4 separate regions of the Mus musculus genome follow, and regions 1, 3 and 4 are each linked to region 2. Evidence: chromatin loops called from intact Hi-C (ENCODE). Cell type or tissue: heart. All regions are shown on one strand. Each heading gives the region's core, and the rest is flanking DNA. Links, peaks and the distances in the headings are about the cores only.

The links. Hi-C counts contacts between places; a loop is a spot of excess contacts. Peaks named below come from ENCODE experiments on the same cell type or tissue, not always from the same donor. Only the 100,000 strongest peaks of a DNase experiment are listed, where the experiment ranks them.
Region 1: it touches region 2 in a loop (5-fold over the local background); 13 of 42 quality-filtered maps call a loop at or near these places.
Region 3: a loop joins it to region 2, with 4 times the contacts of the local background. A loop is called at or near these places in 2 of 42 quality-filtered maps.
Region 4: it touches region 2 in a loop (3-fold over the local background); 6 of 42 quality-filtered maps call a loop at or near these places.

What each region holds. Positions count from the first base shown.
Region 1 is chr2:38,735,491-38,743,431 of GRCm38, reverse strand. Nr6a1 (nuclear receptor subfamily 6, group A, member 1) reads left to right here. Exons shown (of 11, transcript NM_010264.4): 6 at 471-625; 7 at 2,825-3,052; 8 at 4,291-4,545. Among named protein-coding and RNA genes, the nearest start is that of Nr5a1, 25 kb to the right of the region's middle. In heart, for the core only: a CTCF peak has its summit at 3,774 (motif pointing right); no DNase peak of the experiment used is centred there; H3K27me3 peaks cover 469 bases.
Region 2 is chr2:38,642,287-38,650,227 of GRCm38, reverse strand. Psmb7 (proteasome (prosome, macropain) subunit, beta type 7) reads left to right here and starts at 6,322. Exons shown (of 8, transcript NM_011187.1): 1 at 6,322-6,387; 2 at 6,777-6,870. The coding sequence starts at 6,326. In heart, for the core only: a CTCF peak has its summit at 4,112 (motif pointing left); DNase peaks (open chromatin) are centred at 4,117 and 6,307; H3K4me3 peaks cover 961 bases; H3K27ac peaks cover 887 bases.
Region 3 is chr2:39,221,169-39,229,109 of GRCm38, reverse strand. Ppp6c (protein phosphatase 6, catalytic subunit) reads left to right here and starts at 2,761. Exons shown (of 7, transcript NM_024209.3): 1 at 2,761-2,943. The coding sequence starts at 2,869. In heart, for the core only: a CTCF peak has its summit at 4,316 (motif pointing left); a DNase peak (open chromatin) is centred at 2,729; H3K4me3 peaks cover 1,943 bases; H3K27ac peaks cover 972 bases.
Region 4 is chr2:38,860,748-38,868,688 of GRCm38, reverse strand. All of the region lies in intron 3 of Nr6a1 (nuclear receptor subfamily 6, group A, member 1), which reads left to right. The region is part of intron 3 of Nr6a1os (a long non-coding RNA gene); the gene reads right to left. Among named protein-coding and RNA genes, the nearest start is that of Mir181b-2, 11 kb to the right of the region's middle. In heart, for the core only: a CTCF peak has its summit at 4,475 (motif pointing right); no DNase peak of the experiment used is centred there.

The DNA of each region.
Region 1 (7,941 bases), core at 1,271-6,270, 93 kb before region 2:
GTTCTGTCTACCAAACTGATGGAGGTACTTAGCCTCAGATAATTCAGTAACTTTCCCAAGGTTGTGCTACAAGTGGATTTGAACACAGGTCTGCCTCCAGAATTTATACCATTAACCACAATACTGTACTTCCTTTCTCAGAATCTACATAATTATGAGTGGGTAAATAACAGTAGATAATTTCACAAAGGAGGGAATACTTATTATTGGGTAGGGCAAGTAGGAGATTGTCACTGAAAAATGGAGTTTCAGTTAGAAAAGTGAAAACTCAAAAGTAGCTTGAAGGTAAAGTAAATGGTCAAGGGGAACATAATAGTAAACCATGGTTCTAGATTGTGCCCAGATATACCGGGCATATCCAAAGAAGTCTAAAGATTAACAGAGGCCTTGAGTATAAACTCTGACTCCTAAAGAGAGAACAGAAGGTATCTCTGGCACCAAAGCTAACGTGTATCCATTTCTTGCCAAAGATATCAGAAGAAGAAATTGAAAGAATCATGTCTGGACAGGAGTTTGAGGAAGAAGCCAATCACTGGAGCAACCATGGTGACAGCGACCACAGTTCCCCTGGGAACAGGGCTTCAGAGAGCAACCAGCCCTCACCAGGCTCCACACTATCATCCAGGTGAGCTAAAAGTAACCCCAGTATCATAATCTAGGTCCTATCCAGTGAGTCATCCTCCAAAGAACTGCTGGTAGAGCGCTCCTCTGACCGGCTGTCTCAGCCTTCATGCCCTAGGGCCCTCAGGCTCTTGGGGAACAGGATGGTGCAAGGCCAGGTCTTTAACAAATACCAAAACAAAACATCAGCCATCTCTTTTGCAGATTGCTAAGTGCTGCTTCTGTACATGCCCACTTCATTTAGTAGTAAAATTTCAATAGACGGTTGAACTGACTTGCTAGAGGTAGTGTTATTAGGGAATTCAAGATTAAAGCCTCTTGAGGCAGTCATGCTTTCTTAAGTTAGCTAATGGTTGTAAGTATAGCTTTGAGGTAACTTGGAAGGGCTCCTTTCCCCAGAAATCTTTCATATAAGACAAGAATTAACAGATATTTTCATGAAATGTCACAGAGTAGGGGACAAGAGAGATGACTCAAAAGTTAACAGCACTGGCTGCTCTTCCACTGGTTCTAAGTTCAATTCCCAGCAGCCATCTATAATGAGATCCAATGACCTCTCCAAGCATGCATACAAAACATGCAGACAGAGCACTCATATACGTAAATAAGTAAAATATCACAGAGTAGATAGAGCCTGTAGAGATAGCTCAGATGGTAAAGTGATTGATCTGCAATTGTGAGACCCTAAGTTCAATCCCTAGCACCCACATAAAAGCTAGGTGCTATGAGGAACAAATGGATTCTGTCTCCTCTCAGCACTAGAGAAACAGATAGGAGGATCACCGGGGCTAACTGGCAAGCTAACTTAGCTGAATCGATATGCTCCAGGTCCTGTTGATCCTGTGTCAAAAGCATAAGGTGAAGAGCGGTTGAGAAAGACACTTGATGTTAACTTCAGACCTACACACACGTGCACAAACACATACACAAATGATGAAAGGAAGAAATTCTCTTTTTAAAAACGGTCATTCCAGGACAGCCAGGGCTACATAGAGCCTGCCTTCAAACAAACAAATAAATAAATAAAAGTTTAAAAGGTCATATAGTTACTATTTACACTTTGTAAGCCTGGCCTAGGTTCCAGCTCCCCAACTCTACTTTAGTGACTTAAAAGCAGCATAGCACATACCCTATAAAAGCAATGAGTACAGCTTTTGTTCAAGTAAGACTTAATTCACCAAAAATCGGTCCTAGGCTAGATCTGACCTATAGGTGCAGTTTGCTAAACACGGTTATTGGAGATACATCCAGGAAAGCTAAATGATTTTTAAAATGTTAATTAACAATGGGCTGGTGAGGTGGTTCATCAGGTAAAGGCTCCTGCTGCCAAGCCTGACTACCTGAGATGACCCAGAACTCACATGGTTGGGTCCCAGTAGTTGTCCTCTCACGCATGCATTGTGGCATTCATTCACTCATGCATTCTTGGACATGTATATATACATATGTATAGATGTAATTTTTTACTGTTAATTGGGAACATGGTTGGGTTTCTCCAAAGGAGAGGAAGTGGGAAACAATCTTCTTCAGAGGCAACTAGAGCTTTTTATTCCATTCAGTTGTATCCCTCTTTTCTTTTTAATAGTTTAATAGGGACTTAGGGGCCTCAGGGTACATGCCATGCTAGATACTAGTTTAGGATTTTAGACTAATTAAGTCCACTTAGCCTGTCTTATGCTGTTGTTTTCCTAACAGTAAAATAACAATAAAAGCACACATTTTTATCATCATAGATTACTAGTATATACTAAAAACACTTCAAAGCTGGGCCTTGTGATGAAGATCTACTGTCCGAGCTATCAAGGTGGCTGAGGCTCATGGGCTTCAGAGTGAATTCAAGGTTAACCCTTCAACTTAGTGAGACCCTGTCTCAAAATATGTTAAAAGAGGGCTAGGATATAGCACAGTAGCAAAGCACCTGCCTAGCATTAGCAAGGTGCTAGGTGTGACATCAGTACAAAAACTTCATCCAATCCATAACTACTTAGTCCTATTCTGCTGGCCACATTGGTGAGCCCACACAGAATCCTTGTCTTGTGGGTGGAATTTAATAGCATAGACATGTATGTAACCTTTAATTCCTTCCCATTCCTTGATGATTCACAGACTTCATGACCAGAGAACAACTTATCTCCAAGTTATTTTCTTTGAGCACGTATTCAACCTGCAATGGCTTTTCCTGATGTGAAGTTTTTCTCTCCAGTAGGTCTGTGGAACTAAATGGATTCATGGCATTCAGGGATCAGTACATGGGGATGTCAGTGCCTCCACATTATCAATACATACCACACCTTTTTAGCTATTCTGGCCACTCACCACTTTTGCCCCCACAAGCTCGAAGCCTGGACCCTCAGTCCTACAGTCTGATTCATCAGCTGATGTCAGCCGAAGACCTGGAGCCATTGGGCACACCTATGTTGATTGAAGATGGGTGAGTTAATTCTGTCCTGTTTGGCCCATTACAGTTCCAAAATGTCCCTACCACGCATCGGTTGTATCCCAGCTTTGTCCTTCATGTTTCCTTAATCATATTTTCTCAGAGAATTCAGGTTACTTTTCAGTTCCTGTGAAATTGGGATAGCAGGGCCTATTTTCTCATTGGGTCTAGATAAACCAAGCCCTGGAATGTTTGCTCATGTGCCTTCTAGCACAAAATTAGGCTCTGTATCAGGCCTCGGGTTTTTAAATCATTCAAGCCCTAACTGGTTCTGACCTGTCAAACAGGTCAAACATGACCTAGCCAATAAGCCCTTGAGTAACCAATGGCACATGACTGACAGCCTCTGGTGTAGGCCTGAATATGTGGAAGAGATCTTAGTCTGCATTTAGTTCTACTTGAGTGTTGTGTAGTTAGCCATCTGGGCCACCCGTTGCTGTACCCAGTACTTCTTAGGTAGAAAACAAGTGTTGCTAGAATCTTAATCTAACGCCTCCAGAGGGTATCCTGAGATCCTAAGATAGGCTCCAGTTTCAGAAGAGGAGACTTAAATACCTACAGAAAGGGTCTCACAAAGCTTTTACGTTAGTGTATAAGGAAGAGGATGACGAGGGGACATGGACCTTGAGAAGAATGAAAATGAGGCTCAGAGACCCACCTTGGGCTAGAGAAATAGCTGGAAAGGCTGAGCAACTCTGGTTCCTGGACTGTCACCACTAGGGGGCACAGTGAGAACAGGAAAGGCTTCTGAACGCCTCTGTTCTCAGCATCTCCGCTGCCTCTGGCCCTAGGGCGTGTTTTTGGGTTTTGTTTCGTTTTTCCTGCATGTGTAGGTGTTGTTCCTTATACGGGGTATGCTCCAGACCCATCCCATTGAAGTTTACTTTGCCAAAATTAGAACAGGAATGAGTAAGAACTTCTTCTAAGGCCTGAAACAGTCAGAGAGCACCACCATTAAGAGTGATATTCCCTCATAATTCCAGAAGTTTCTAAGCCCCCTTCCCCCTCAGCAGCAGCTTCTCACCAGATCCTCTCATTGTGCCCTCTCCCCTCCCCCACCTCAGCTTTATCCTGGCCTCAACCCTACCCCTTTATAAGAAGTTGAGTGAAAATGGAAATCTGTGGTCAAGGGCAAGAGGCCTACTACCAAGGAATCCTTCTCTTGTCTCTAAAATCTCTCTAGTCTCACTCTCTGGCTGATGGAAATGACTCTGTCCTGTCCCTGCCCCCAGGTATGCTGTGACACAGGCAGAACTGTTTGCTCTGCTTTGCCGCCTGGCCGACGAGTTGCTCTTTAGGCAGATTGCCTGGATCAAGAAGCTGCCTTTCTTCTGCGAGCTCTCAATCAAGGATTACACGTGCCTCTTGAGCTCTACGTGGCAGGAGTTAATCCTGCTCTCCTCCCTCACAGTGTACAGCAAGCAGATCTTTGGGGAGCTGGCTGATGTCACAGCCAAGTACTCACCCTCTGATGAAGAACTCCACAGGTGAGAGCGCTGAACTGGGGAGGCGATCTGGACTAAGCAAGCCCCCATCCTCCTTGTGAGGCAAGGCTGCCTAGCCTCCGAGGAGGAGCATTGAGTCCCGCAGCCCTAAACTGTAACCCTTACCCTGGCACATACTAGCTTTGTGTGGTCAGCCCGTCTCAGGCTCTAAATGGATAGACTAGGTGGAACAGTAAATCCCTCTCCCACAAAGCGAGGATGGCGAGTAAGCGCCATGCAGTCAGACAGGCAGAGTGCTAAGCTGTTGCTTTAAATGTTTATCTAGATTGGTAGGATGGTATATCTGGGAAAAACAAAAATCTAACTTGTAACCTTAAGGGACTTGGGCATTATCTTGGTGTCAACTGAGGCAGCTTTGTATTACTGACTCCCTCTCACAGCTTGTGGTAGCACAGGTGCCTTTGCACTTGTTTAGGATGAGGAAGCTGAAGTTCATAGAATCCAGCCATTAAGCCTTTTAGATTTCAGTCTACAGCGGGCCTTGAGCTTGTCCCACAGCCTTGCATCCCCACCCCCTACAGCCTGCCTGGCTGCTTAGGCTCTGTTGTGGTCCCTGAGGTGCAGTGAGATATTGAAAACAGGACTGAGCCAAGCAGACTCGTGGCTGTTGTAAGGTTCTCTTCAAGCTGACCAACATCCTTTAATGCTTTCTCTAGAACAGCTCTTTTCCTCCATGCTATTTCCATAACCTTATACACTTTCTTTGAAGATCTAGGGCAGATGAGACCCTTGATTTCTGATCCCCAAATTAAGACAAGTACCTTTTTCAATAATTTCTCTGGTTTATTTATTCATATGAAATGCTTTACATAGTTTAATTCACATTTAAATACCACCACCTTTTTATTAAATAAACTACCTTTTTTGTACAGTTTAAATAATAGAAGTTATATGATTTAAAGATAGCCAAAACAAGGATAAATGAGATATGGAGAAGATAGGGTACCAGTTTCTATAATTCTCTTCACAGGTTGGGGTGTATCGGTTCCCACCATCCTATATATCACATATGAACAAGGCCAACACTTGAGGAGAGAGCAAAGCTTCAGGCCTTTAGGAGCTGTGCACAGCTGAGTGGGAACCTGGGAACCGGCTCTCTCCATTGCTCTTCAGGCAGTCATTGACTTGCTCAGTGTCTTCAGGGTGCACCTACCTGACATTTTGTCCTATAGACAGATGACTCAACCCCTTGTCTATAGCCTCTAATTCATTGTTTCTATCAGATTTCTGGCTTTAGCTCATAGCTTTGGATTGAAGGGCTGTTTGGATAGCAGTAAGCTTGCTGTATTGTTGTTGGTTTGTAGCCTTGGCCTCAGGGAGCCCAGCTTCCCTATTTGCCTGGGATCTGACTGCCTGTGGTGGTGGTGGTGGTGGTGGTGGTGGTGGTGGTGGTAGAAGATGACAACGAATGATCAATCTCTAAGTTCTGTTCCCTGAAGCATGAACAGCTTTCCAGGCAGATACTCTGAAGGTATTACATGTATTGGGAGATGTTGGGGACAAGGCATCTAGGAACAGAGACCATGTAGATGAAGTGTCTTTTGTTTCTTTTTCTCTCCTTCTTTCCCTCCCTTAATGTCTAGTTCCGTAGATTTAAACCCCGAATCTTACAAGAGCTAAGTGCTCAATCATTGAGATGATACATCCCTAGCCTCTTGACATATGCTGTGTAAGTGCTCTGCCATTGAGATGACATCCCCAACTCCTTCTCAATCACTTTGAGATAAGATCTCACTAAATTTCCCAGGCAGGATTCAAACTTAGAATTCTCTTTCCTCAATCTCCTGAGTACCACACCTAGCTTAGACATGGTTTTGAGTCCCAATTCTTCTTTTATAGTAGCAGATACAATCTATAGTGCAAGGTCATTGAATAGATTTCAGAGGGTATAAGAACTATTCAAACACTGACTAAGGGAAGAGAGCTGTACTTTCGTACCTGACTTACCCCAAGAACAGACATTTGAGATGCATTTTGAAGTGAGAATTTTCTAAGTACAGTATAGAGGGTAATGTGAAGTCAGGAGACAAAAAGAACTCCTATAAGAGCTGGGCATGGTGACTCGTGTCTTTAGTCCCAGAACTGGGCAGAGGCAGGCAAATCTCTGAGTTCAAGGTTAGCCTTCTCTACAGAGCGAGTTCCAGGACAGCCGAGGACACACACAGTAAGACCTTGCCTAGAAAGAGACAGGAAGGGAAGAGAGGGAGGAAGGGAGGAAGGCAAGGAGGGAGGGAATAATCTTAGGTGTAAGGCTGTATGTATAAGGCTCCAAAATCAGTCCTGTGTATTAGGGAACAGAAAACTGAGGGAAGAGAAGTGAATGGAGACAGAAATCCTCCTCCCTGCCTCTGCCTTTTGAGTGTTGCAATTAAAGATGTACACCACCACTTTGTTTGGTTTTTTTTGTTTTTGTTTTTGTTTTTTTAATAAGAAGACTTTGGATTTGGTGTGTTGGACAGGTTGCATTTGAGGAAGTGTTCGATGTGGGCAAGACTAGAGCACAGCTGAGCAAGAGGGTGAGGCTACTCTGTATCCATGGAGAGGAAAACAAGGCAGGATGACACAGCAGTGACCTGGGAAGAGAGGGCAGCACCAAGCTAGGGCTGTCAGGGATTTGGCTTCAGCAGGACTCTGAGTAAGGACGGTTGTGGGCCCAAGTTGTCTTAGCTAGGACCAAGCCCTGGGAAGAACGGTGGGAAATAACCCATTCTGTGTTGGCTTGGGTGTCTTGAAGTCTGAGTTGCATACAGGAAGGACCAGGAGGTCATCAGATCTGGAAGTTGAGCCTCTGGGGTTAGGTTAATCACTGCCAAGCATCCCCTTTCTGCTAGAATCCCAGGGTGAGGAGTCTAATTGGCCATAGCTCTTTCCTACTTTGCTGTCCTACTCCCACTCCCCCAGGCAGCCTTTGCTTCTTCACAGCTCCTGAGTGTGAGTGCCTGTGTCAGGAAAGGCTTCCCAGATGATGCATGACCAGCTCCTTTTCTCTTCCAATACTGAATCAAGTTTATGGTGCCTATTCCTCATCAGACTGTTATCAGACAGAGAGGTGGACAAATGTGATTTAAAGCAGATTGTAGCACCAGCCAGTGACTGCTCCTAGCCCTAATCAACACCCTTTCACTCCCTGGAGAAGATGCTTTGAGTTAGAGAGATTTTAATGGGTACTAGTTCTCCAGCTGGGCAAACACAGTCCTTTTGCTCCTTTTTAACAGAAGAATGACAACAATAGAGACACTTTAAGTGTATAACAACCAACAGGGCTTGTTGCACCAACTGTATTATTGTTTTGCCTACATTATTGTTGAGTCCTTGCTGCCATCCTATAAGACTAGTACTATTAGCCCCTATAAATATATAGACCTTGAGTTTCAGAGA
Region 2 (7,941 bases), core at 1,528-6,527:
GGCATATCTTTAAACATCTGTCTTAGCTGAGAATAGATCTCTTGTAAGAGGTCGTGGGGGCCAAGTGTTCAAGCCTTTCCTAAGGATCTTGAATCATTCAATGGCTTTGCAGAAGGCATGTGCTGCTCAGCTCACCCAATAGCAGTTAGAAAAGCCCTCGTGTCAGATATCGCTGTGATTTCTGAGTGTTGTCATTAGAGAAGAAGTCGGCTCCTGGGACCGGCTCACTCTTCCTGTCCCCACCAGTGACTGTCAGACACTGAGTTCTCCTCCATCACTCACTGGGACAGTCCAAGAAACACACGACTTCCCACAAGGCTTTGAGCCTCTGTCCCCTGTCCCCAGCACAGACTGGTTGAGCCACCCCAGGTTGGACTCTGAAAGGACAACAGGGACTCCTCCCTCTGTCCCCACCCCCAACTTTCATCTTTGCCTGGTCTATCTAGTGCCTTGTACTACCTCTACTAGACTGTCCCCACCCCTGTCCTTCCTGCTACCACTCTGGTCTAGGCCCTCTTTGTCACTCTTCCCTGCTCTCCTCTGACAGCCTTTATCATTCCTGCTCCCACCTGCTCTTCATCATGCTGCTGAGATGGCCACAGCCAGCTTTCAGCCTTGGCATGGGCACCTAGTCCTGCAGCCTTGCCCAAGATTATACTTATCCTCATCCTATAAATTGTTTTAGTGTTTGCTACCCGCCAGGCCCAGCAACTCCATGGTTCTGTGCACGTGACTACTGAAACCACACTCTTTCTTCCTCCCTATAGCCCTAGCTATTCAGGCCTTACTCAGTGCTGGGGCTTTGTCGGTGGCCTCAAGTCCTTCTGAGCACTTGCTGAGAAAGTTGAGTTCCCTCTCCCTGGAGGCTCTGTGGATTTTTGCAGTCATATATATATGTGTGTGTATATATATATATATATATTTTTTTTTTTTTTTTGAGACAGGGTTTCTCTGTATAGCCCTGGCTGTCCTGGAACTCACTCTGTAGACCTTGAACTCAGAAATCCACCTGCCTCTGCCTCCCAAGTGCTGAGATTAAAGGTGTGTGCCACCACTGCCTGGCTGATTTTTGCAGTCCTTATTGGTCCATCTGACCCTTTTACTTTCTCCTTTATTTATGTGTGTGCTCCTCTTGAGGGCAGAGCCCTGTTTCTACACCCAGCAAGGTACCAGACACTGGATGAGTCTGATGAAGCAGTGACAGAATAATAATGATGGAAGAGCCAGGAAGTTCTGAACCATGTAGAAGATAATGGATGCGCCTGAGAGTCAAGGGCACTGTCAAGGCAGGGCCTGCAAAACTGAAGAAGCAACCAGGGTTGGGGATGTGGTTCAGCTGGTAAAGTGCTTGCCTAGCAAACACAACATTCTGAATTTGATCCTCAGCACTACACACACCAGATTGTCCTAGTATTTTCCTGCTATGAAGAGACACCATGATGGTTTCAGAGATTTGGTCCATTGTCATCATGGGAGGGAGGGTGGAGGGGAATGTGGTAGCACGCATGTAGACATGGTGCTGGAGAAGTAGCTGAGAGTTCTACATCTAGATTCACAGACAGCAGGAAGAGAGAGACTGGGCCTGGCTTCTGCTTTTGAAACCTCAAAGCCCATCCCAGTGGCACACTTCCTCCAACAAGGCCACACCTCCTAATCCTTCTCAAGTAGTGCCACTCCCTGATGACTAAGATGAACCTATGGGGATCACCCTTACTCAAAGCACCGCAGAGGTATAGTGGCTCCCCATCTGTAAACAGCTTTTGGGAAGTAGAGGCAGGAGGATCAGAAGTTCAAGGTCACTCCTGGCTACATAAGACCCTGTCTCAAACAAACAAACAAACAAACAAACAAGTGAACAAACAAACAAACAGAAAAGTGGCCTTTATGGGGTCTTGTCTTTCTATTTAAGTGTCATGTGTCCATCTCTGCTTAAATACCTTCCACGGTTCCCCAGTGTTCTCATGAGAGGACCAGGCTTTGTCCTGCATTCTAGAGCTGTGTATGGCTTTAGATTCTGCCCTGACTGACTGCTTCACTGTGTGGCTTTAAGTCAGTCCCTGGCCCTTCTAAGCTCCTGACTTAAAGGGCTCACTTATTTTTTTCTCTCCTGGTTAGAGAGAACAAATCAGGTTTCTGATCCAAATGACTTGGGGTTAGGAACAAGCCCTGCGGACAGGTCAGGTCTGGGTTTGTATTATTATTCTCTTTCAAATCGGCTGTGTCGTGAGCCAAGTACCTCTTCTCTGCAGGTGGACAGTTCACTGCCTACAAACCAGTAATAAGTGAATGGGGGATGTAACCTGGGAGGTATTTAACACAGCCTCTGGCATGTTGAAAGATTTCAACAAACAAACATCAACCAGGATGACTCAACCGGGATGGGAGGTTGGTAAGTCCTCCCACGCTAGGGAAGTGAGGGCTATGCTGATAATTTATTTCATTGTGTCTTGCAAAGGCTGGACAAGAAGCAGGAGGGGAGGCTCTGTTTCTTCTCACCATCAGCCAGGGCTGGCAAACACAGGGCCCACCTAACCCAGCCTGTGCGTATCGTATGTGTCTATAGTTCTGTGGGTTTCAGGTGGAGGGAATCTACTCTTGGAGGCATTGTCATGTGTCTGACTGCACCCCTCCCACTGGAGCTGGGCTTCTGTGGGCCATGCAGGGCGGCTTGGCACCTGGGTGCTGGGCCAAGGGCCCTGGAGCCTGGAGCAGCTGCGCTAATTCATGCAAAGGAAGGCACACAGGTTACCCTGTCTATTTATAGCTTATTTATGAAGGAGGAAAAACAAGGGCCCAGTTGCCATGGTAACCAGGAGCATCATGGACCGCTCTCCCTGCAATGGGAAGAGGGCCAAGTCAGCTCTCGTGGGGAGCCCTCTACTGTGCATATCCTGATGGGGGCTGGGGTGGGCCCTCTCCACCTGTCCCGCACTGGGTTCCCAGTCAGTCTGTAGACTTGGTAGGGTGGGGGCTGCTGCTCTACTGGTGCTTGGAAAATTCGGGGGCATGCCGGGGCCAAGTGCCGCTGCGCTTTCTTCATGGAAAGTGCTGTCTGCTCTCTAGGTCTTCTTGCTAACTGCTGTCATCTGAGTGCCTGCCTGCTGCCTTAGGTGGATGAGGAAACCTTTTGGCTATGCTCCCAATGCGTCCCTTAGGCCACGTAGCACGAAGAACTGGACATATAGTTCTTAGAACAATGCCCCTCAAGGTTATGATCTTGCACAAAGTTTGTCACCAAGGAGGTTCTTAATAAAATCTGAACGAATGAATGAATGAATGAATAAGTGAAGTGTCAACAGGTGTTCGTGTCATGCTTATGTATTGAGGGGGACTTCAATGTTTTCTCATTTTATAGATGAAAAAATGGAGTTACAAAGAGATAAAGAGATCTGCCTGACATCACCTGGCTGGTAAGGAGCTGACAGAGGGTAGATTTTGGGGAGGAGAAAATCTTACTTTTGCATTGTCAGAGCCCAGCAGATTCGGAAGTCAGGGAACTGTAGTTGTCAGGGCTGGCAGTAAAGGTGCTATGAGGGTGAATCTTGACTCTGACATTTATCAACAGTATGGTCTTGAGCTAAGACTTTGCCCTTCCATGCATCATTTGCATAGCTGGACAAAAATGATAGTGGGTCCTTAGAGCATGTCAGTTCCCTGCAGGCAGGCACTGTGCCTGTCTCCAAGATATCTGTTTTCCCAGTGTTTGTCTGGTACATTTATGGTGCCCAGGACAATCCTGAGATCCTGTCTATAGGACAGAGATCAGGACTTTGAGTCTGTTACTGTGCTATTTGGGAATTGAGACACAGAGAGTCTGGTACATCCCCTGAGGTCACACAGCCACGTAGGGTAGAAGCTTTACTGATCATTAGCTTGGTAGCCAAGGAGTAGGTAGGGAAGTGTCCAAGACAAAGGATGAGCATTCTGGAGTGGGTTGCAGTTCCAGGGAACAGCACTGAAGGTAAAAAAGAAAGCTGAGCAGGGCTCTTAATGACTAAAGCTTTACTGATTATGCCTGGTCTGCCTGGAGCTGCTATTCATTGGCAGGCCTCTGGCTCAGCCACTTACTGTCTACTCCCAGGTCTCCTCGAGGTTCCCAGTCGCCCTCTGCTGGGCTTTGCCGACCATCTCTAGAGGCAATGACACTTCTTCAGATCAGCCTGGCAAGGACTCCATAACTTCTGTCAGACTCCACAGAAGGACACAGTCATTTTCCCACTGCCATTAGACCCCACAGAAGGACACAGTCATTTTTCCACTGCCATCAGACCCCACAGAAGGACACAGTCATTTTCCCACTGCCGTGCCTTCCTCTGCTTCAGGCTCAGAACTCTGACTCCCCAAAAGCCATGTCTAAAAGTTGATTTTGTCATTTTTCATCTGTTCCTCTTGTGTGTCTCATAGGATTACACTCCCAGACTTCTAAACCAGCCCGATCCTACTTACACTCCACCACCAAAAAGATTTGTTCTGGGTTTTTCTCTTCTTTGGACTGTAAACTTGTGAGGCGTCTGACTTTGATAGGCAGCCATAACAAATTACTCTAAGCTGGATGGCATAGACAACAGAAATGTATTGCCTTACAGTTCAGGAGTTTGGGAATATAAGGACTATGAATTCCTTTTGCCTATTTTCTGGGGCTTTGACAGGTGACCTTTGTTTTCTCTAGCTGCAGAAACATCATTACAAGGAGTTATTATCTTCACCTGTGGCTTTCAGCAAGCAAGCACTCAAGCTAAGCTGGGCTAGGACCCACTCTCCGAGCCTATTCTTAGCACAGGGCTTCAAAATTAGAACTTATTTTCTTTATTTCAAAAGACCCAGAGATGCAATCAGATGGAACTTAATTTTTAGTGAACATTTACTAAAAATATGGTTGAGACACTGGTTCTAGATCCTTAGGATGTTATTCATTCATTCATTCATTTATCTATCCATCCGTCTGTCTTCAGCTACAATCATAATAGGACATAGTAGGTGCTTAATAAATATTTGTAAATGAATTCATTTCACAGTCATGGAGGGTGTCACTTATTGCCTAAATAAGTTTAAAAATATTTTCCTGACTTCCGCAGCAAGCCTCACATTTCCATCAGTAGAAGATTTTCTTAAAATTACATAACACTGCACTCATAGTGCTGGGTAACATTATGAATTCTGTGCCCATAAACAATCCAGTGCCTCTCCTTCAGCCTTAACAACTACTGATTCACTTTATGCTTCTGCAGATTTGCCTATTTTGAGATACTTCATACAAATGGAACTCTCTAAGGCTGGGGAGATGGCCCAGAGGGAAGATGACTGAAAGAGTAAAGTGGAGAGTGGTGGAGGACTCCCAACATTAACCATACACCCACATGTACCCACAGGCATGTGAACATGATTACCACATGAATGTATAGTATATCACATGTGAATGTAATTATACAATGTGGTTCTTCTTCTCCATGCCTAGTCTCTTTATATTTAGCAAATTGTTTTCCAGGGTCACCCCTGATTTAGTAGGTATCACATTCCCTTCCCTTTTACGGCCTAATACTGTTTCACTGTGCTGATATTCCACATTTTGTTTACTCATTCATCCGTCAATGGGCATTTGTGTTGTTTCCCGATTTGCCTGTTAGGTACCTGGTTGCTATGCTCATTTGCCTAGAAGCATCTGTGAACTTAGCTTTCCAGTTCTTCTGGGTAGGTATGACAGTGATAATTTTGGTTTAAGATCCAGTTCGTTTTCCGGAGCAGATGACCGTTTTATATTCCCACCTGTCACAGAGAGTTTTTCTCTGTCCAACTCCAGTCATTGTAGTGGGTCCAAAGCAGTGTCTCACTGGGGGCTTGGGGTTGCCTTGTCCTCGTGACTCAGGGCACGAAACGTCTTTCCATGTGTCTGTTTGCCTTTCTGAGGAAGGTGAAAGCTCCGTTACACACTAACAGTAGGAAATAAGGGAGTTGAAAGGGATTTGCTCAGCGGCTTTGCCTGGACCTGGGGTGTGTGGATGTCCCTGATACACGCCGGATTCTAGTTTAACCGCAGAAACAGATCTGGTCTGAGCGTCAGGAGATTTGGTTATTGGGGGAATTTTATTATCTGATTTAACAAATTCCATCCCTTCGGCTGATCGTCAGTTTCCCCTTCCCAGGACTTGAGGCAAAACTACTTCAAAGACCCAAGCCTCTCTAGGAAGTGAGAACTCAAGAACTCTATGTCCAAGAGCGCCAGTTCGAAGTTTGCCCCGCCCTCTCGTCCCGGTCTCTCGCGGCGCCGGAAGTGCTAAGTTCTTTTTTTGTCGCTCCGCCCTCGGCCCGGAAACACTTTCTTGGCAAGATGGCGGCTGTGTCGGTGTTTCAGCCACCGGTCGGAGGCTTTTCTTTTGATAATTGTCGCAGGTGTGTTCATGCCCGGGGGCGCGATCGGGACCCGAGTGGGAACTCTGTACGCCGGATCGGAACTGGGCTGCGGCCGGGGTCGGGGGCGTGAGGCGAGCGTGGGGATGGTGCCCGCGGCCGTGTGACTCAGGGAATCGGGCCCCAGCGCGGGCTGCTTCTGAGGCCGGCGCGGCCCTCTCCCCTTGCCAGTGTGTAAGGATTTGGACTTTCCTGTGGCTTTGGAGGGATTGGGTCACCGCCCCGATCTGTAATTCCTCGCCGATGGTGCTAATAATGGGAGAATCCAGTGATCACACTGGGGTGGAAGAAAATTGAGTTCCTTCCTAAGCACCCACTCTTCTCGCCAGTGGTCTTGTCCTCTAACACTTGATTTCTGTGCCTTCCCTTAGGAATGCTGTCTTGGAAGCGGATTTCGCAAAAAAGGGGTTCAAGCTCCCGAAAGCTCGGAAAACTGGCACTACCATCGCGGGGGTGGTGTATAAGGTAAGCCTAGACAGGCCGACCGTAGCGGTAACTGACCTATTAACCGTAGTTAGACCACTTGGACTCAAGCTTCCAGCTAGAACTGTCAGAGTGCATCATGAGAATCGGCTTTTATTAGGGAATGCCTTGATCAAGAGGTTTTACATGTTAAATAGTTTGTATTTACTCATTTTGAAGTTTTACACATGAGGGCAATTTGGCTTTTCCTAAGGTACTCTAGGAAGCAGGATGCTACAATGGGAAAGCACAGAATTTGGGATTAATTGGTTTGTTTAGATGTTTAATGCTTCCATACTGTTTCTAGTGAACTACTTGGGCAGTTTAGTCCCCCCCCCCCCCCCCCCCTTTGAGACAGGGTCTCATTATATAGCCCCGATTGTTGTAGATCAGGCTGCTTTAAACTAGAAATTTACCTGCTTCTGCCTCCACAACGTTGGGAGAGCCACTCTGCCCTCAGCCTTTTTTTTTTTTTTTTACAGAGTTAAATCTCTATCCATCAAATGGAGATAAATCCTGAAATAAACTGTAAAGATAATAAAGGCTAGCGATTAATGTTGTTAGTGGGGTGAAGAGAGTCACATTTCAAAAACTAATAGAGGTGACTGTTTCCTAAATTTTCTCTGTGTATGTGCTTGTACATATGCTATGGGACAAGTGTAGAGGTCAGAGAACAACTTGGTGGAGTCCATTCTGAGCTTCATGTGGCTTCTTACAATGGAATTCAGTTTTCCAGGCTTGCCCGACTAGTGTATTGTACTTGCTGACCTATTTTGTTGGAAATATTTTGTTGGAAAGATTGTGGGTCTTCATTCCACATTTTTTCTTTCCAGTTTAGCTCTGTGATTTAAAAGGAATTTACTGAATCGTTGCGCCTTGATTGAAGATGGAAATGAGTCTTAATCACCTCAAGAATTAGCCATTGACATTTATTAAGGATGTACTAATAATGTAGGACAATAGTTTTGGTAGGAATTTTGACTGGGGATATGGAATTCTGGGAGCAGAGAATGGCCAACATTGTTTTTCTTAAATACTATCTTATGTATATAAATTGTTGAAAACCTTTTTTCT
Region 3 (7,941 bases), core at 1,959-6,958, 580 kb before region 2:
CAGATGGCGGAGCCTGTTTACTTCCAACCCAGCAAGAGTTAGCTCCAACTCATTCTGGATGTGGCTCTACCCATGGGCTGGAGCCCCAGGTTCCTAAAGCTTGTCCAGGCCAACAGCTTTCCTCCGCGGGTCTCTCCCCAGCATCGACTCCCTTCCAGGGAGACCTGGAATGCTGCTTCCTGGTCGGCATCCGATCCATGACCAAATCCCTTGTTCAGACGGAGTTTGTTTACAGCAGTCGTTAGTAGTGACTTCTGAAGCAGAAGGATGGGTTGGAACTCATGTAAGCCAGGCTGACCTTGAATTCTGCTCCAGGCTCCAGAATGAGATTTCCTGCATGCCACAGAATGCTAGACTTTTCCTGTGTAGGTTTTGAGGCTGGTTCAAGCTGCGGCACCAGCAACGAATGGTTCATTTCCATAACTGCCATTTGTAGTTACAGCACGTTCCAAGACCATAGGCAGGCCCTTGGCCTTTTAGGAGCTCATAAGCTGATCAGAGATACTAAACACGAACAACAACTAGGAGGTTCTATTGTAAAGGGTGAGGAATAAAACGTTCACTGAAACTATATGTTCTTGGGGTAAATTATTAATACTTTGGGTGTCTTCTCTCTGCAACACAGAAATCTTAAGATTTCTGTAGGGGTTGCAGTTGGGTGTCTATGGAGACCCAGAGTCTTTCCTCTGTAAAAACCATGATCTATAAACTGATCAACCCTCTTTTGGCAACTTCATCTGCATCATCTCTGATCTATGTCCTAAGTATAGGTACTCCTTTTCTTTCCTAAAACAGAAATGGCTCACCTATGTGCCTATGTGTGATCAGAGTGTCATACTCTTATGGTGAGGGTAGAACGCAAAACAGTCTTTGTGACTGCCTGTAATTATCAGAAAGCTCCCACTGACTGCCAAAGAATTTAGAGGTATACACTCACTCTGCTTTCCTTCTGGAAAGACAACCAGGGCAAGGTTGGATCTGCCATGTGCCCAGTATGTATTTGGACAGTGATTACTTCTCTGAAGTAAAGCTCCAGAATGCTTGGATGTGCCTTGGGTCTTTTGGCTTGAAACCTCAAGCCATGCTGGAGGAGTATATTAACAAGAAAAAGTGGAATATCAGATAGTTTACATTGTTGGAACCAACCCTTTTAGACTATAAATTACATTTCTAAATTCTTGTAGGAATGTTTGAATTCTGTTTTTAAGGGGCTAAAGAGATGTCTCAAACAAAACCAAGCAAAGAAAACAAAATTTAAAAATCCAAATAAGTTTGATCATGTTGCATGTTTAAAATCCTACAACAGTTGTCCACTGCATCAAAAGGAAAATAAATCTATGTATTCATTTCTTCCTCTGAGCTCCAGCCACTATGGTATGGCTCTTCCACAAAAGCTCCAAATAAGCTTAGAAATGCATCAGATATCTTCCATACAACTTCCCACCTTCCCAACTTTGCTGTGTTTTTGTTGTTGTTGTGTTTTTTTTTTTTTTTTTGAGACAAGGTCTTCTGGTTGACCTGCAACATGCTACATAGACTAGGCTATCCTAGAACTCACAGTTATCCAGCTGCCTCATCACTGCTGTGGTCAAATATGTGGTACACTATGGTCAGGTTAATTCTGAATCCTGTGTCAACCCATCCTCCTTACTATGCTGGAATGTTTTCCTTAAATTATCACTTTCTAACATGCTCTGAGTAATTTATTATATTTGTCGGTTATCTCTAACAGAATTAAATTGCAAGTTGAGGACAGATTTTTTAATACATTATTTTTTATTATTTTATTTATTTTGACTGCAAATATATTTCTGTACCACATGCACACAGTGCCCAGAAGAAGGTGTCTGATCTCCCGTAACTGGACTTGAAAGCAGCCACGTAGATGCTAGTAATAGAACTTGGATCCTCTGGAAGAACAGCTAGTGCTCTTAACTAATGAGCACTCTTTCCAGCCCCAAGGATAGAGATTTTTGTCTATTGCAGCCATTGGTTATTCTAACTGCCTATAAGTGTATCTGTACTTTGTTGCTATTCAATATAGAGTTGTCAAATGGACCAATGTTAAAGCTATAGTAGGTGTCAAGAACTGTTCTTGGCACTGGGATACGACAAAAAAAAAAAAAAAACCTTTCCGGCCCCCTCCTGGAACTCACCGGATTAAGTCAGTAGCCTGTTTTTCAGTCTAGGATCCATCTTTTCTGTTTCCTTTGAGATTTTGGGGCAAATAACACATGCAAACTTTGCATTCTTACAGTCTTACAAGAATTGAACAGGAGAAAAAAAAAGTGCCAGTATTTGTACAGAATGTGGCATAAGAAATGCTTTATTGTTTGTTTCTTCCCCCACCCACCACCCACCCCACCCCCCAGCCAGAGAACCGGTGGTGTTAAGTTTGTTTCAAATGTTGTCTAGGCCAGGTCTTCAGTAGTCCTGGAAAGGCGGTAACAGTAACTCTTAACTTTAACTGAAGATACTTTACAGGGTAGGAGTGAGAGCCAGGGAATTCTTAGTTAACCACTTCATGGTCTTCCTTAGAAAAAGCCTCATTTGAGGTGAAGTCTGTTGCCAAGGATAGGAAAGGAAGAGCATTTTACTAAAACTACAAATCCCAGCACGCCCCGCGGCAGAGAGCTACGGGTCCCAGTAGGTTTTATCAAAAGGACCTCCGGGTTCTCTTGGAGATAGATCCGTGGCCCGGAATTCCGCCTGAGAGAGAGAGCGGAACGGGTCAGGCTTTTACGTCGCTTCGCAGACGCCACTCACGGATCGGACGTGACGTAAGGAGGGTTCCGGATTCGGCCTCCGCCGCTGCCTCCGCTACTACAGCCGCTGCCGCTGCTGTCGCCGCGGCTTGTTCTTCCTAAAATGGCGCCGCTGGATCTGGACAAGTATGTGGAGATAGCGCGGCAGTGCAAGTACCTTCCCGAGAACGACCTGAAGGTGAGCCGGGCCGGAGGCCGTCCAGCTTGCGAGGCAAGCCCCTTCCGGCTGCGGGGCTCCCGCCGGCCCGCCCTTCTCCCTCGGCGGGATCCCTACCGGGCGCCCGATCCTGGCGCGGCGGAGGGCGCTCCGCGGTGCGAGAGGACCGGGTCCGAGGCGGCGTGACGCGGAGAACCAGGGGAGCCCGGATCCCCCGAATGCTGTCCAGTTCTTTGAGGGGAGATCCCGGGGGATGTCACGATCCCCTGACCCTCACGGGACTCCGAGCTTAAAGACTCTCACTCTAACTCGCTCGGCCTCCCGGAGACGGAGCCGGGCCGAGCGGGTAGTGCTCCCGGGATGGGGTCCTCCCAGCAGAGGTAACAGGAGCCGCTGTCTGCTCCAGGGACGCGGCCGCGGTGTGTTTAAGTCCCTGAGAGGTGGAAGCCGGTGGGCGGGATCGATGCGACCATAATGGGAGAGAATGACAAGTCGCCTCAGCTTCACCACTCCCCTAAATTGCTTCTTAGGAGTGGTAGTTTTCTTCTGATGATTTGGATGTGGATCTCATTTCTTAGCCCGTTGTTGAGCTATTTAAGTGAATAAGCAGTTGCTTATCAATAAGTTCAAATGTTTTTATGACCTCTGAGCTGTTCCCCTGTAACTCAAGGTGTCGTTTTCTTGGTTTTCCAAAGGAGGTCTTACTCAGTTCAGGCTAAGTTAATGCAGTAAAGAAGTAAGCCGTTGGTGTACCACTGTTATCAACCGTATTTTGTTTCTGCAAAAACTAGTGCTTAGGACCACGTTGGTGTTTATCCGATGGTTGCTAATGTCTGTTTTATTCCGTTAACTTTGATTTGCTATGTAGTCAGTCACTCTCGATCATTTGAATTTTTTTTTCATGCTGTTTTTGTAATATTTTTAAGCCACAGGCTTAAAACAATTTTTTCAAGAAAAAAATTGCCTTTTTCCTAACGAATTTTATTTCTCTTGTGAAGATTTTGCTCTGTGTCTGTTTTCTTGTCTCATCTAGTACATGAAGTTTATATTTAAATCAGCCAACAAGTATGCAAAATGTTTAAGACCTCAAGTGTTGGTTGTGTGAAAGTACATAGCTTGTAACTTACATACTGACTGCCTGTGTTACATGATTGGTGTTCATATTCAGCCACCTGAATCAGGCATTTGCCTTGTCTTCCTGCTTGGTAATTTTGTTTTGTCTTGTTTTTGCTTTCTTCCTGAGATAAGATCTTAATATAGTTCTTGCTGGGGCTGGAGAGATATCTCAATGGTTAAGAGCACTTGGCTGCTCTTCCAGAGGACCTGGAAATTCTGTTCCCAGCAAGGGCATGATAGTTTGTAACATCCTGTCACTCCAGTTCCAAGGAATCTGATGCCCTCTTCTGGTCTTCATAGGCACCAGGTACACATGTGTTCCACAGACATGTGTGCAAGCAAAGCAGCCATACACATAAAATAAAAACAAATCTTTAAAAAAAGTTCATGGTGGCCTCCAACCCAGTATGTACCTGAGGATGGCCTTGAACTCCTGACCCTCTTGCTTCTACTTCCCAACTGCTGGACCCTAACCAACATGCCTGGCTTTTTCTTTCCGTTCCTTTTTTTTTTTTTTTAATAAGATTTATTTTTAATTAGTTGGGGGGGGGCGGTTATGTGCACATTTTGCCTTTGTAAGCCAGGGGCACCAGGTCACCTGGAGCTGGAGGTACAGGCAGTTGTGAACCAAAAGATGTGGGTGATAGAAACTGAACTCGGGTCCTCTGTACAATCTTAACTGAGGAGCAATCTCTCCAGATCTTAGATATAGATATTTTGATACAGGGCATCATGTAGCCCAAGCTTGCCTTAAACCCCTGGTTCTCCGGCTTCCACCTTAATAGTGGTTTGTTTTATTTTATTGTGGTGTGAGGGTTGAGCTGAATTTTTTAAAAGATTTAGTTGTTTTTTATTTATGTAGATGTATGTGTACCTGTGTGAATTTATGTGCCCCATGTGTATGCTGGTGCTGGCAGAGGCAGAGAGCAATCCTAGGCTCCTGAAGTTGGATTTATAGGTGGTTTGAGCTACCTGATATTTGTGCTGGGAATTGAACCTGAGTCTTCTGCAAGAGCACTAAACTCTTTAAATTGCTGAGCCTGTTGTGTGCTTTTTAAATTAATTAAGTAATTATTTTGCTTTGTTTATCGAAACAGGGTTTCTCTGTGTAGCCCTGGGTCAAAGTCACTATAGGCATGGCTGGCCTTGAACTCAGAGATCCTCCATGTGTCTTTGGGATATGGGTATATGAGTGCAGATGCCTTCAAAGCCAGAGGCATTAGAGGCTGTAGTTACAAGCTGGAGGCTCTCTGAAGCTGTAGTTACAAGCAGTTATAAGCAGCCTGGCATGAGTGCTGGGAATAGAGTGTAGGTCCTCTGCAAAAGAATCATATGTGCTTTTAACTGCTGTGTCATTTCTCCAGCCCCACATTTATCTGTTTCTTACTAGACTGCCCCACTCCCCTAGTTTTTTGATTAACTACTGGGGAAGAAAATCTAAATTTTCTGTATATCCTTCAAAAAAATTGTTTCCTATCCTGGAAACAGTTCTATCAGATTAATTTGCTTGTGCAGCCAGTCTCTGATATAGTTTCTATTTGCTTGGTTGCTTATTTGTTGAGACCGGCTTTTGTTGAGGTTTGGTCTGTTGCTGTGTGTTGTAATTCTGTGTCCTAAGCTCTAGTCACCTCAACACGGATGAATTATCAATATGGCAGCTTTCTTTTGTGTGCAAAACTTGCTCCTTAATTTAAAATTATCAGTTGAATAAAGATGCCTACTGCCTGTAGCTGAGCAAAAGAGAGGTAGGTGGAGCTTCAGTTGCCTGGCTTGGGTCTGAGGTAGGCCAGTTGGGTAGGAGCAGCCCAGGTAGAATATGGCAAGTGATATCTCAGAGTCACTGACAGGGAAATAGACAAATTAGCATAGAGGGGATGATAACTGTCCAGCTTTAATGCTTTAAGACTTATTATAAATATAAGGGTTTGTATCTTTTATTTGGGAACTAAATGATCTAAGGTTGGCAGGAACCCCCAAATATTATACTGCAAAAGGGTTTTGCCCTGAAGTCCAGTCTTCCCTGGAACTCAACTAAGTAGCCCAGCCTAGCCTTGAGCTAACTGCAATTGCAGTCTTCCTTCCTCTTGTCTTCTGAGTGTTGGATTTACAAATGTGAGTCAGTATTCCTGACTATCTAGTGTTTATGAAGTTCAATTTTAGCTAGTCTTGGTAGCAAATGCATTTAGTCCAGAACTCAGAAGGAAGAGGCAAGTGGATCTCTTGAGTTTTGAAGCCAGCCTGGTCTACATAGTGAGTTTCAGTCCAGTCAGAGCTGCATAGTAAAATTCTACCTCAAATAGGAAGGAAGGGAAGGAGGGAAAAGAGGGAGAGAAGAAAAGAGAAATTCAATTTTATTTATGCTCCTGGACTACGTAGTGATTTCAGGTGAGGAAAAAGAAAATTTTATTTGTGTTGCCTGGTGTAAAGTACAAACTAAAATTAGGTAGGCCAACAAAGTATTCTAGGAGACTTTGTTATGTATTTATTTTATGCATATGAAAATTTTGTCTGCATATATGTATATGTACCATGTGCATGACTGGTCTTAGAGAGTCAGAAGAGGGCTTCAGATCTCCTGGAGTTTTTGGAAGGTTGCAAGCCACTATGTGGGTGATGGGAACTGAACATGTGTCCTCTTCAAGAACAAGAACTGCTGAGCCTTCTCTCTAGCCTTGAGTCTTTAAAAAAAGTTTTTTTGTATGAGTGTGTGGATATTTTACTTGCGTGTATGTCTGTATACCAAATGCATGCAGGGCATAAAAGGGCATTGGTTCTCTTGGGGCTGGAGTTACAAATGGTTGTGAGCCACTATATGGATGCTGGGAATTAAAAACAGATCCTCTGGAAAAACAGCCAATGTTCTTAACTACTGAGCCATCTCTCCAGCCCTAGCACTATCTTTTTTGAGGTCTTAACGCCAAAATAAAAGATTCTACCAGAGGAAGGAGAGAAATAATTAGAGACATTTAATAAATACTACAGAAAGTTTTTTTTTCTGGAAGAAGACAAGTTCATTAATGTTTTAGATATTTATTTCTACAATTTTTAATTATGTGTACATGTGTGGATATGTGCATGTGTGGGCAGCTGCCTGAGGAGACCAGAGATTGGATCCCATGGAGCTGGAGTTACAGGCCATTGTGAACTATCTGTTGTATGAATTTGGATCCTCTGCTAGAGTAGTATGCATTCTTTAAAAAAGGATATAGTTTTATTTTATGTTTATGAGTGTTTTGCTTCTGTTGTATGTATGTGTGCCACATGTGTATAGTGCTCATGAAAACTAGAAGAAAGCATCAGACACTCTGGAATTGGAGTTATAGACAATTGAAGGCTGCCACGTGGGTTCTAGGAGCTGAACCCCAATTCTCTGTAAGAGTTGCAAGTACTTTTTTTTTTTCTTTTTTTTTTTTTTTCTTTTTTTGGTTTTTGGGTTTTTTTCGAGACAGGGTTTCTCTGTGTAGCCCTGGCTGTCCTGGAACTCACTTTGTAGACCAGGCTGACCTTGAACTCAGAAATCCACCTACCTCTGCCTCCTGAGTGCTGGAATTAAAGGCGTGCGCCACCACGCCCGGCGCAAGTACTCTTAACTGTGGAACTATCTCTCTAGCCCCTTTTGTATTTTAAGTTAATTAAAACTTGGAGGCATTGAAAAACTTATATTTCTAAATGAATTTGTAGTGCTCTGACTGAATTGGAAATGGTTAGATCACCAGTACCAGGTATATTGAAGGAATGAAGGTGAGCACACATTGGCGTAATGACTTAAAGGGCTTACTTATATCTATAAGAAAGACTTCTCAGAATACAACAGAAAGTACAAATTTTCTAAGCTGTGGGTGGTGAGTACATTCTAATACATGTGTGTGCTCGTATGTGCTAAAGCCAGAGGTCAACCTCAGG
Region 4 (7,941 bases), core at 1,401-6,400, 220 kb before region 2:
ATGATCTGTTAGAATTCACTTATTCTTTAAGGCTGAATAATGTTACATGTATATACCATATTTTATTTATTTATTCACTAGTTAGTGGATGCTTGGTTTTCTTCAACATTGAGCTATTGTGAATCTTGTTGTGAACATGGGTGTACAGCAGTGTATCTCTGAGTTACTATTTTAATTTCTTTTGGGACTATACCCAGAAGTGGAATTGCTGAACCATGTGATAATTGTGTTTTTTGTTTTTAAGTAACTTCTGTTTTTAAAAATTATTTTTATATAACTTTTTACTTTTTGAGATTTTATCCATCCACCCATGTCCTCCCAAGTACCACCTCTGACTTTCTTTCAAATTCACGGATTCTTTTTTTCTTTAATTTTTGTTATGTATATATGTTGTATTGTTTTCAATACTAGAATCACCATTTTATATTTTTGCTAACATATATATGTAAGAATTCCAGTTTCTTTTTTTTTTTTTTTAAAGATTTATTTTTTATTATATCTAAGTACACTGTAGCTGTCTTCAGATGCACCAGAAGAGGGTATCAGATCTCATTACGGATGGTTGTAAGCCACCATGTGGTTGCTGGGATTTGAACTCAGGACCTTCGGAAGAGCAGTCGATGTTCTTAACCACTGAGCCATCTCTCCAGCCCTCCAGTTTCTTTACATCCTTACCACATCCTGTATTTTTTATTTTTATTTGTATTTTCCCTAATCTTTAGTGGTATTAACATCTTTTCATGTGCTTATTTGAAATTTGTATCTGCAATGTATTCAACTTTTGTGCTTCCTTTTAAATTAGCGTCTCAGTAGGTTTGCCTGGTTGTTTTAGTCATAGGGGAATTCTTTTAAATTCTAGGTAATAACAATTTATCAGATACCTAATTTGCAACCTCCCCCATTTTGCATACTGATTTCTTTACTTTGTTGAATATATTCATAGACACACAGGGCTTTTTTTTTATTTTGAATTTTTTGTGTTTACATCATTCTCAGGATATTATACATTCCAAGTATGTCTTCAATAGCTGAATTGTATACTGCCCTGGAATTTTAATTTTGATGTTGTTCAATATGCTTTATTCTTATTTTTGTCTGTACTTTGAGTTTTATAGCCATAAAACCATTGCTCAGTCCAAAGTCATTATTACAGTTTCAATATGAAGTACCCCACATACTCACATATATATCTTTGGTCACCTGATGTAGCAGAAACATATGGCCAGCAGTCACTTGTTTTATGATATATAGGAAACGGAGAAAGTGAAGGATGGGAGACCTGGTTTAACTTTTAGAGATTCCCTCCCTGAATTGATAATTCCCCAGGTAGGCATCACCTCTGAAACTTTCTACCACCTCTCAAATAGTGATAGCACATTAGCCTCTGGGGGCGTTTCATATTCAAATCATAATAATCTACCCTCCATTCTAAGAGCCATCTTGTAAAGCACAGTGCACATAATCTATTTCCTAGAGTTCTCAAAAATCTTAGCAATTCAAACATGTTTCAAAAGTTGAAATTCCTTCTTTGAGAAACTCTTAGATGAATTACCTGGATTATCAAAAGTAAGTTGCACACTCCCAAGATCACAATGTCACATTTCTGCCCAAAAGAGAGAAATAAGGACATAGAAAGAAGAGATAAGATCAAAGCAAGAGAGAAACCTATTGAGACAAGCATTTAAAATGTGTAGCTCTTTTTCTGGAATCTGTTGTTATCTGGGAGGTACAAAATAGTATGATGTAAGCTCCAAGACATTTGTGCAATCCCGCCCCATGGCCTTTCAGGTTTCAGCTTGCACAACTTCTCCTTTGGGCTGTCTTTGCTTGCTGCTTGCAGCTTTTAGTGATAGTCCATGTTCTTGGCATTTCTAGCTTACAGGGATTTCCTATTGTATCTTTACTAACTCTTGAATTTTGCATGCTGCAAAACTACTGTCTTGAGGATAACACTCAAGCTATTAGCAGACCTTGGTGTTGTCTATATAGTGCTAGAGTAGCTGAACCCTTTGGACCACAGTCACAGTAGCCTATGAGTACCCACATGTTTGAATCCGTTTCCCTAGGCAGCCCTGTGCCACCAGCTGGGTACCTGGGATTTCACTTAAGGGAATTCTTGGAGATGAGTTTAAAACATTCATTCCCTTGGGTAGATTCTGGCATCTTCTGTGATGCCCTAAGGACATGTTTGGTACCTTGCAAGGTAGGGTTTCTTCTTAAGAAATTTAATGTCCACGGAAAGGTTTTTGTCTTTTGACTGTTTTTTGTTCATGATTATCACTGTTAATCTGACTAATCAACCATAGCCTGCCACAGCCTAAATTTAGTCCATATCTTTGAACTTGGGAGTTGCGAGAAGTCTCAGCACATGTAAGAAAGCTCTTTGCCAGAGTGTAACATGAATGACTTCCCAATAGAGTCCTCAATCCCACTGGAAACCTCAAGAGCAATCTTTATAATTCACATTTTAGTCCATCTGAAACCTCAGGAGTGTAGACTTTGTGCATTTCTACTAACATGCCTATCTTCTGAGCACTTACCAGAGTCACTGCCCTAGTTAGCTTCTTGAGACTATTTCATGTTCCTCTTGAGAGCCAGTTCCAAAAGCTTATGAACCACAGATCAACTATGATCCATTTTCTTTGTAACAACTTTTGTTAGTCTTTTTTTGTTTTGTTTTGTTTTTTTGAGACAGGGTTTCTCTCTATAGCCCTGACTGTCCTGGAACTCATTTTGTAGACCAGGCTGGCCTCGAACTCAGAAATCCACCTGCCTCTGCCTCCCAAGTGCTGGGATTAAAGGCATGCGCCACCACCGCCCACCTCTTTTTGTTACTTGGATTAACAACTGAGCAAGGAGGGGGGTGTGTGTGAAGTGATTAGCTAAATATTTCTCTGTTGCTAGGAAGCAAAATATATGTGTATTTTCTTCAGTTTTCCTCTGCTGCTGCATGTGAGCCTCCAGCTTATTTACCTGTCCCTGTTAGTTAATCCTCCATAGAAATAACCCTCACAGACACACCCAGAAGTGCACTTTACCAGTTTTGTAAAAACTTTTTAGTCCACTCAGGTGGGTATTCTAGATGTGCATTCACTGTCATGAAGCTTTCTACCTGTTTTCTCATAAAAATTTTATTCTTTTTCTTTATATTTTATATTTGATAATTTTTTGGATATAGTGCAAGGTAACATATAATTTCATTCTTTTGTATATAGCCATTGTTTTCCTAGGCTCTGTGTTAAAAAGATTTCTTTCCCTATTGAATATGGAAAAAATTGTCAAAAAATTATTTGGCCTTGCTTAGCATGCACAAGACTCTAGGTTTAGTACCTAGCACTACAAAAACAAAACAAAACACAAAAACAAAAAACAATCAAACAAACTACACACAAATATTTGGTAAGATACAGACATGCAGACATTCTATTGGCCTGCCTGTCATAATGTCTATAACATGCTGTTTTGTTTTTGTTTTTCAATACTCGAGTTTGAACTCAAGTATATGAGTATGTTAGGTAAGTACTTTGCCACTGAGCCACACCCCATCTCCAAGTGTCACAGCTGCTTTGCTTTTATGGTCTATAGTCAGGTTTCTTGTTTTTTTGTTTGTTTGTTTGTTTGTTTGTTTGTTTGTTTGTTTGTTTTTAAACAGTGTCTTACTAGCCTTGGCTGCCCAGAACTTGCTGTGTAGACCAGGAAGGGTCATAAGAGATCCCACCTACTACTTCTTCCCAAGTACTGGGATTTAGGTGTGTATCAGCATGTCCCGGCCTAGTCTGGTTTTTGTTTTTGCTTTTGTTTTTTGTGAGAAAGAATCTCTCCCTGTATCCTGGATTGATTTGGGATTTGCAGTCTTCTTATAGCAGCCTTCAAATGCTGGGATTGCAAGCATCTGCCACCACGCCTAGCCTTTTAGCCAGTTTTGAGGTCAGGAAGCTATAGATTAAAAAAGATAAAATACAATCAGCTTTTGGAAACTTCCTTCCTTTTCTATTTGTAGCTTGGTAGGATTTTTATTATGAACAATGCCCAAGTGTTTAAATACAGTTTCTGTATCTTGATGTATATGTTTTGTTGATGTGGTTTTACTGATTGAGGTTTGAAAGTTGAGTGACCCATATAACCTGGGGGAAAACTCATGTAGTTATGAGGTATGAAAATTTTCATATCTTGATAAGTTAAGCTTTGGAAATTAATTTTGTTAAACAGGTTAATCTTTGGGAACCAAAGCTTGTCTTAACCCCAGTACTATGCTGTCTATAGCGATTTTTGTTTTTCTTTAGCCCATTCATTATCTTGAGTACATATCTTTTATTTGTTTAAATCTGTATTTTATATAGTTACAAATTACCCAACTGGTTTTTTAGATAGGTACAGGAGCTCTTATCTGATTCTGAAAACTCCGTCTAGAGATTTGTTCTAGAACAGAAGAGGTGGGCCACTGTGGTGATGTAGTGGTTGTATTATTCCTACATAGTCCACTAGGTGGTGACAGGCCCTAACTGAAGAATGAAGAGGGAGGTCCTTGGGAAAAAATAAGATATAATGTTACTCGCTTTGGAACCATAAAACAGTATGTTCTGAAAAGTAATGTCGCTAACTTTCGAAATTTGGGAGGCTATAACTAGCTTTTTATAAGAGCATATATGAATACTAATTAAAAATACACAGTCTTTTTGTTGTTGTTTTTCTTCTCTTGTTTTTTAGACTCCAAATTCCTAGTTTATTTTTTAGTGGGCTCAGTTGTAGTGGCCAGGATCATCCGTAACATTGCATACTCTTTGCCTAGGACCTGTTTGAGTACCAGTATAATGACAAGGTCTGAGGTGATCTTCGTACTCTTGCTCTACTTGAGATCCATTATCCAGCTGGTCTAGACACACAAGAAGGCTCTTGGGACTTCTAATACTTAAGGTTTTGGTGAAGTAGGAACTAAATCTGACTCCCACATTTGTTTTAAACTGTTGTGTCCTGTAATTGGAACTGATTTCACAATCCCAGAGCAGTTCTATCCTTCTTCACTTTTCTCCCCCGTGTATTCCTTTCTTAATTGAGTTTTGTATTTTAGCTTGTAGGTGCTATGATATTTGGGGGGTAATTCCCTGAAAGTATGCTTGACCAGCTTAGGATAGCAAATCTTTTCTCACCAAAGAAGCTATAAACTAATACAAAACCATTCTGACAAGTTTATTAATGAAAACCACTGAGCTTGTGATAAGATCAACATGCATTGCTTTTGTCTGAGGTTGTAAGCAGGCTATGAGCTGGTAAGCTTTCTGCTGTGGCAGGTCACTTTGAGAAACTGCTTGTTAAAAATGATGATATTAGCCAGGCGTGGTGGTACACACCTTTAATCCCAGAACTCGGGAGGCAGAGGCAGGCGGATTTCTGGATTCGAGGCCAGCCTGGTCTACAAAGTGAGTTCCAGGACAGCCAGGGCTATACAGAGAAACCCTATCTCAAAAAACCAAACCAAACCAAACAAAAACAAAAAAAGATGATATTAGGTGTAGAGTGGTAGAAAGTATATTCAGCATTTATAAGATCCTGGGTTTATCTCCAGTGTTATGAATTTAAAAAAGAAAAGCATAACAATTTTGGTGACAACTCTATATAACCTGAGGTTATAGTTCTGTTGTGATAGTGCAGAGTCAGACTAGCCAGGGCTTTATCCTGGAAAATCTTGAGATGAGACAGCTATAGGCCTACTTTACCAACTCTTCATATGTCCTGAGTTGAAAGGTGTTGAAACTGTTGTGAAGGATGGTGGAGTACTTGCTAGACAACATTGGACCTGAGTGTGGTTCCCAGCATGGGGGGTGACAGGGTTTTGACAGGTTGTGTCAAAAGGACAGACAATAAGCCAGGTGTGGGTGGCGCACACCTTTAGTACTAGCATTTGGGAGGCAGTGGCAAGCAGATCTTTGTGAGTTTGAGGCCAAGTCCCAAATAGCCAGGACTGGTTACACTGAGAAACCCTGACTCAAAAGAAGACAAACAACAACAACAACAAATAAATAAAAAAATAAAAACAAAAAACCCTCAAACCAAACAAAAAACCTCAAAACAAAACCAGTATGAGAAAATGCCAGGGATTTGTGGAAAAGCCCAAGTGAAATAGAAATCTGAAATAGACTTATTCCATCTATCCCAAGCATAGATTCTCTAATCCATTATCTTGAGTGAGTGAATTCATATCTGACCTGTCTTTAGTAAGCTATGCAGATAAAAGATGCTAAGGAGTGAGCTGTAGAAATCAGGCTCCATAATATATATAAGGGGAAACCCTGAGATACGAGGAACTTTGTCATTGAGGCAGAGACACACTTAATAGATTTAGTTCAGAAACTGGTGAAAACAGAAGCCCACCATTATCACTAACTTAAATCATCATTGGGGGCAGGGTCTTGTGTAGCTCAGGGTGGCCTCAAAGTTACATTCCTCTGCCTCAGCTCCATGATTCATTTTAAATATTCAGTATCAACAGCAGTTATAAATATACAAAGGGACAATATCTGACCTGCATGTGAGAGGGAAAATGAGTTAGTAGAAATTATCTCAGGTGACCCAAGTGTGGATTTGGCACACAGACTCCAGCTATTTCTTTCTTTTTGGGTTTTGAGACAGTCTTCCTGTTTAGTCTAGGCTGGCCTTGAACTCTAAATCCTCCTTGCTCAGACTTTTACAGTTCTGAGATTATAGGACATACTTAAGCTCCTCAAAGCTTTTCCATTTTTTCTTTCAACAGGGCTTACACATTGTTGGCATGCAGCATAGAGATTCTTCAAAGAAAGAATATTTAAGGACTTAGAAGAAAATATGAAGACATTGACTTAATACAAAGAATTTTAATAGCCAGATACTAAGAATAAACTCGGGGATGAACAGCTCATTTGAACCGAAATATTAAGCAGGATGGGCTAGTAAAAACTTGGAGGTGATAGAAGAAAAAAAAAAAGATGAACTTGGAGAGAGATTTCTGTATATCTTATTTAATATGCAGAGCAGAGGAAGAGAAAATTGTAAAATGAACAAAACTTGAGAGATCTATAGGATGGCATCAAGTGTGCCTTTAATGAGAATCAGAAAGGGAAGAGTGAGGGACTGAAGAGATGGCTCAGCAGTTAAGAAAGAGCACTGGCTGCTCTTCCTGAGGACCCAGGTTTAATTCTCAGCACCCACATGACAGCTTACAAATGTCTGTAACTCCTATCCCATGGGATCTGACACCCTCACACAAACATATATGTAGTCAAGTCACCAATGTGCATAAATTAAAAATAAATAAAATTTTTAAAAAGGGAGGAGTGAAAAAAGGGGTAGAAAAAAATTGAGGGACAATTGCTTTAGATTTCCAGAATCTGATAATAAACATTCTACAGTGTAGTATAAACAGTATAATGCAAATAAATGTAAACAATCTATACATCCAGAACACCTGATAAACCCTTAGTGTAATAAGCATTTACTTGGAAAACAGGGATAATGAGAAAATCTGAAAAGTAGCAAGAAAAAGCATAGGATTTATGGTTGAGTTCTGTGAGCATAATGCTGAAGTCAGTGGGATTAAAAAAATGTCCAAAATGAGTTGAAAGATATTCTTACCTTAGGGAGAAGCTGTTCTCGAGGCTCTTAGCTACTATAGGAGGGTGCTGAGGATGAAAGGGAGCTGCTGCTGCTGTGTTGGTAACATAAATCTGTTATTTCAAATATGTCCATACAGGTACCGTCTGTAACTATAGTGGAACTAAATTAGATATCAACAGTGGAATGAAGCCTATGACATCTCCAAATATGCGAAGTTATATCAGACAGAGAAGAAAATTCAAAAGTTGGGCAATGGTGGTTCACACCTTTAATCCCAGCAGTCTGGAGGCAGAGGCAGGTGGATTGAGTTTGAGGCATCCTGATCTATACTATAGAGCAAGTTCTAGCACAGCC